2 separate regions of the Mus musculus genome follow, and region 2 is linked to region 1. Evidence: chromatin contacts called from ENCODE POLR2A ChIA-PET data. All regions are on one chromosome and are shown on one strand. The core of a region is the stretch at or near the end of the contact, and the rest is flanking DNA. Distances in the headings are between cores, read along the strand shown.

The links. ChIA-PET counts read pairs that join two places held with the same protein, here RNA polymerase II (POLR2A).
Region 2: POLR2A ChIA-PET joins it to region 1 with 14 read pairs in embryonic stem cell. The contact joins the promoter of Sf1 here to the promoter of Snx15 in region 1. POLR2A ChIA-PET finds 5 or more read pairs at or near these places in 2 of 5 experiments (Patski and embryonic stem cell).

What each region holds. Positions count from the first base shown.
Region 1 is chr19:6,126,900-6,129,801 of GRCm38, reverse strand. Snx15 (sorting nexin 15) reads left to right here and starts at 1,542. Exons shown (of 8, transcript NM_026912.2): 1 at 1,542-1,753. The coding sequence starts at 1,655.
Region 2 is chr19:6,362,312-6,365,213 of GRCm38, reverse strand. Sf1 (splicing factor 1) reads right to left here and starts at 1,524. Exons shown (of 13, transcript NM_001110791.1): 1 at 1,096-1,524. The coding sequence starts at 1,126. It overlaps Gm14966 (predicted gene 14966), which reads left to right and starts at 1,504. Exons shown (of 3, transcript NR_168058.1): 1 at 1,504-1,607.

The DNA of each region.
Region 1 (2,902 bases), core at 293-2,792:
CCCACACACCTACTCCAACAGGGCCAAACCTTCCAATAGTACCACTCCCTGGGCTGAGCATATACAAACTATAACAAATGGTTTATTTTCTTGTTTGTTTGTTTGTTTGTTTTCGCCCTCAAAACAGAGATTCACCTGCCTCTGCCTCCTTAGTGCTGGGACTAAAAGTGTGATGTACCACCGCAGCCAACATCTCAGATTAAAAAAAAAAAAAGATCTATTTATTTATTATATGTAAGTACACTGTTGCTGTCTTCAGACACCCCAGAAAAGGGAGTCAGATCTCATTACAGATGGTTGTGAGCCACCATGTGGGTGCTGGGATTTGAACTCAGGACCTTTGGAAGAGCAGTCAGTGCTCTTAACTGCTGAGCCATCTCACCTCAGATTTTTTAATGGTTCTTTTTTTTAATGATTTATTTATTTATTATATTTACATATTTACATGTATTATATTTACAGCACACTGTAGCTGTCTTCAGACACCCCAGAAGAGGGCGTCATACCTCATTATGAATGGCTGTGAGCCACCATGTGGTTGCTGGGACTTGAACTCAGAACCTTTGGAAGAGCAGTCAGTGCTCACAACCGCTGAGCCATCTCTCCAACCCTTAATGGTTCTTTTATCCACTCTTTCCTATTTGAAGATGGGATTTCTGGTAGTGGTGGGATGTGCTGCAATCTATGTTTAGTGATAATCTTCCACACCAATTTGGCCTTGATCAATTGGTGTTGGGTTTTCGCTATCCCTGTGTTGTGCCAGCATGCCTCTTGATCTGATCTGTTACAGAAGATACTGTGTCAGGTACCACTTTCCATAGATGAAAAACTAGATGCATGCAGTTACAAGAGGGAAATGTAATGCTTACCAAGGATTTCAGCATTTGGGAGATGGAAATTGGAGGGTCAGAAATCCAAGGCCAGCCTCAACTACATAGAGAGTCTGAGGCCAAACTGGGCTACATGAGATCATCTCAACGTCCAACCTCCCCAAATTTGAAGCAGTTAAGGGGAATTCAAATACGTGTAAGTGTTGTGATTTCAGAGCCTCTGTCACTATCCAGTTTTTTCAGCATCAGAAAATGTCAGTGTGTGTCGTTCCCCCCACCCCCCAATCCGCACAGGGAGGCAGGGAACTTGGCTCTGCTAGGCACATTTTGAACACAATAAAAGTTGCATGGGTTAGACCCTATGCCAAGCACCTGAAGTTCCAGATACTCAGGAGGCTTAGGTAGGAGAATATTTTAAGCCCAGAAGTTGGTCAACACAGCAGAGATCTTAGCTTAAAATAATTCATAAATAAGAGGCTGGATGAGTGTAAAGAAGATAAATAAAGAAACGTTTCGGAGGTCTGTAAGGAGGGTTTACGTTAGGGGGAAGTGGGTTCAATCACATGCCAGGATGCCAGCTGGTAAATCCTCTCCCAAACAACCAATCCTTAGTCTCTACCTAGAACTCCGCTTTACCAATGACCTAGAACTTGTCAGACACTCCCTTAGCCACGCCCCCAAGCCAAGAACGGTTGTGTCACTTGCGACTAGGTCCCTGGGCCTGAAGAAGGGCGCAGGCCGGATCCTGGCAGTGGCAGTAGGCTCAACACGCGGGGAGCGGGGGCGACGTGCAGGAGGAGGAGCCGGCGACCGGCTCCGCTGTCATGTCGCGCCAAGCGAAGGATGACTTCCTGCGACACTACACAGTCTCGGACCCTAGGACCCACCCCAAGGGTTACACAGAGTACAAAGTAACCGCTCAGGTGAGGTGGGACCCAGCGGGGGAGCATTACCCTTTTAAGCAGCTCCGGATCCGTGCTGTACCTTAAAGGCAAAGAGCTTCAAGGAGGTCGCGGTTTGGCCTACACAAATAGATTTCCCCTTTAAGAGGCGCCTGAGACAGAAGATTTAAGGCGCCTCACCTCCTGGGGCGGGGCTAAGGGTCATTTTTTAAAGTCTGTGGAGCTTGGCTCTGCGCTTGGCCCGGTACCCCCTCTCTGTTGTTGGTGATGTCTAGATGCGGTCTACGAATTTCTCAAAGCAAGAAAACTCCGGATTAACCTAAATATTCCTTCTCTAATCGCTTAGAGTAACTTTTGGTAATTTTCCCTGCTTGATCCGTAAAAGCCCCACCACCACCTTTTTATTTATCTATCTTTTCTTTTTTTGAGACAGCCCTGGCTTTTGCGAACTCACGATGTAAACTAGACTGGCCCGGAAGTCACCGAGACCCTCCTGCATCTGCCTCCCAAGTGCTATGATTAAAGGCGTGCACCACCAGGACCAACTATAAAAAAAGCTCTTTAAAAGTTTAAATGTATGTGTGTGTGTATATACACATATACACATATAATTTTATTATACTATTTATATATTATATATATATAATTTGTGTGGTTTTAAAAACTCACGCAAAAAAAAAAAAAGACTGGTCTTAACAGATAAGGAAGTCAATAAGCTGAAATTGGTGTTTGTAACAATAAAACTTAGAATGAGCTCGTAGAAACATCAGCATGAAAGAATGCTTTTAGAATTTTACCCAAGGTAACTATGGAGGTCTCCAATGGGAGAAACCGGGTTGCTGCGGAAAGACTGACTATATATTTTCTTGTACTTAAATTTTTTTCAACTTGGCAACTGTTTGATTAGTGGCTTGTCGACTGTTAAAAGGAAGCAAACACATACAAGTCGCTCCCAAAGCAATCTAAGTCAGAGTCTTAGATACGTCAAGAGTGTTCCGGGGGTTTACTTTTTCATGCCAAAAAATACAAATATAATAATTGTCTCTAGGAAGATGCCGGAGGGTAGAAAGGATGACAAGGCATTCAGAACCCTTATGTCTTCCTGTTAGCCTTTTAGATCTAGTCACATGCCTTACACATGCATAGAGTTGTTTTTTTTTTCCAGTGCTA
Region 2 (2,902 bases), core at 275-2,774, 240 kb before region 1:
GCTTCCAAGACTTAATGCACAGAAACCCAGAATCAGAAGTGTACAGATACATATTATCAATTCTGAATGCCTTAAAGGGCAGAAAAGAGGAAACTGGAATGAGGCCCACAAAGCATTGGAACTCAAGCTACAAGAGTACACAACAAATCTCTTGCTACACATTACTGTGGGAAACATGCCATCCTTCAATATGACCATTCTTACTCGTGGAAAGATCAGTTTTCCTGACCAGTGGACACTTGTCATCAGAACTCTGATTTATTACATTCTTCCCTACATTTACCACACAAGGTTTTCTACTTCTCAGATTACAGGCCCAGAGAAAAAGCCTTTTAAAACAGCACGGGGAAAGCTGGTCACTCTGAGAACCTTCTAGAAAACAAAAGGAGAAAACCTTTAATAAATGATCGAACTCAAGCATCCCTAGTAGCCTTCCGAACTCGCCTCACTGTGAAAGGAGACACTCCTGCCACGGGGCTGCTAAAAACCATCAAGGGAGCCACTCACACCACGTCGTCCCGTGGACCTGACTCTCCTGTCCTCCATAGCAGGAGCTCAGGGGGCAACAGGTGGCTTCTTCCAAAACTACCACAATTGCGCCACAAAGCCTGAACGCCTCACTGCGTCTGCGCGAAGAACGCTTCCTCCCGCCCTTCTGGTTCTCGCGGTGCGCGTGCGCAATCGAAGCCTCCCAAACCAGGCCGCGCGTTCCCCGTGGCGCGTCCGCCCGGGCCTCCCGTGCGCGCGCGCGCGTCCTCGCCGCGTCCAACCGCGGTGGCGTTGCCCCTCCGTCGGCCGGTTCGGTTCGCCCGACGACTCTCGCGCTCTATCGGCCCGACTCACCTCCGCCGCCACCGGGCTGGCCCGGCTGCTGGTCCTGGCGCGGAGGCGACCCTCGCTGAAAAGAGCGGCGGCGGCGCGGGGGCGGCTGCTATGGCGGGTACGAGGCCGGGGGCGGCGGCGGTGACGGCACCGCCGCTAAGGACAAGGCCGTGGTTAGGGCCCCCGGCAGCGGCGTCCCGAGCGCCAATAGGCTGGGCTTGAAGCTGCCTCTGGGCCCAGGAAGTGGGGAAAGGCCTGGTAGGCCCAGCTTACCCAGCGGCGTGGCGTTCGCTCCGGTCGCCATGGCGCCCCAGGGGACCGGCAGCAGCGGTTCCTCGTCCTCCGCGGCGACTTCTCCTTCACGAACCTTCCGGGAGCTGGAGGTGGGGGGGAGGGGACCCGACTACGCGGCTGAAGAGCGCGGGGAGCCCGTCCTCTCACGCGGCGGGCGGCGGCGGCGCCAGACGCACAAAGAGGGAGGAGAAAGGACGCCGCGGGGGCGGGCTCGGGGCGGAGGGGCCGCGGCCTGGATTGGGCCGGCCCGAGGTGAGGTCGGAGGCAGCGGCCTCCGATTGGTGGAGCACTGGCTCTTTTCAATATGGGTCGGGATTGGCCGAACCGTTAGGCCCGGCGACGAAATGGCGGCGGGGCCGGGGGAACTGGGAGGTGTCGCAGCGCGCACTCCTTGTTACTGCGCGGACTGAGGCCAGAGTGGCAGGGGAATAGGAGGGGGCAAAGTCTGTGACGTGAGAGAACGGCTAGCTCATTGGCTGAAACCGATGGAGGTAAGCGCCTCGGCGTCGTAGTGCCACACGATTGGCTGAAACGATTCCCCTCCCCCAGGAGCCAGCCGCTCGAGAATGGAGAAAGCCGGGAGGAGAAGCCGGAACCAAGGCGGAGAGCAGGGGTGCGCATGCGTAGGGAGGGCACGCGTGTCCCCGCCCCCTTCCCCAGAGGGGCGGAACGGAGGCCTTAAGTGACGTTAGTCATTGTGCTAGAGGTAACTAGGGACCGCGGCGAAGGGGCGGGCTCGAGCTGACGAACAGGATACGTCGAAGCTGCAGGTAGAGTAGAGAAAGACTTCCTGTTTTCTCTGAAAAATAGTGTTACGAAATGGCTCAAAACTAGGGTAGTTGGTGGGTGTATTTAAAGACTTTATTTCATTCCGGTACAAGGTAGCCAAGTAGCCTGTCACCCGAGAACTTGAAAGGCTGAGACAGGAGAGCTGACATGAGTTTGGGGCTAACCTGGGGTACAGTATATCTGTCTCAAAAAATCCAGGTTCAATGGCACATACTAACTCTTGTAAAGGAAAAGTCAGGCGCTCCAAGTCCTTCTTGGAGAGGGGAGAGAAAGTCATTTCAAAAGTTAGTCTAAAAGTGTGCACTTCCAGGGAAATCTCAATGCGTTGGAAATTTGTTTCGGGTACCTTAAAATTACCCATAAAAATGGTAGGGAACTTGTAAATGAGACTGAGGCCAAACATTCCTTCCCATGAAATAAACATGAGAGTAATGAAACAGGTTAGCACAACATAATAGAACTGGGGATAGATAGGGTTCTCACAGAGAGGTTATTTAGACCCAGTAGGGGAAACAGTGTTTAATATGTAATTAGAGTGGCTAGAGAAATAGCAGATAAGACCAGGCACTGGCTACTCTTCCAGAGTCCCAGGTTGGATTCCTAGAACCTAAATGGTGACTCACAACCATCCGTAACTTCAGTCCCAGGATATCAGAACCCTCTTCTGGCCTCACAGGCACTGCATATATATGGTGCACAGACTTATATGCAGACAAAACACCCATATACATAAGACTAAGTAATCTTTTAAAATGATGTAGAAAAGTAGACATGTAGACAACAGAAGGTTTGGAGTAATCTAGGAATAAAGAGACTACAAAGATAAGAAACTCAAGTATGGTGGATGGTACAAGTCAACAGACTATGACAGGTAGGGAGGAAATGGCCATAGAACAGAGAAAGAGCAAATGTCTGGGCAGAAAATACAATTGAGTGGTAGAACCTAGCACATGTAACTCCCAGATTACATCAGCAGACATGTGAAAGTAGAAAAGCC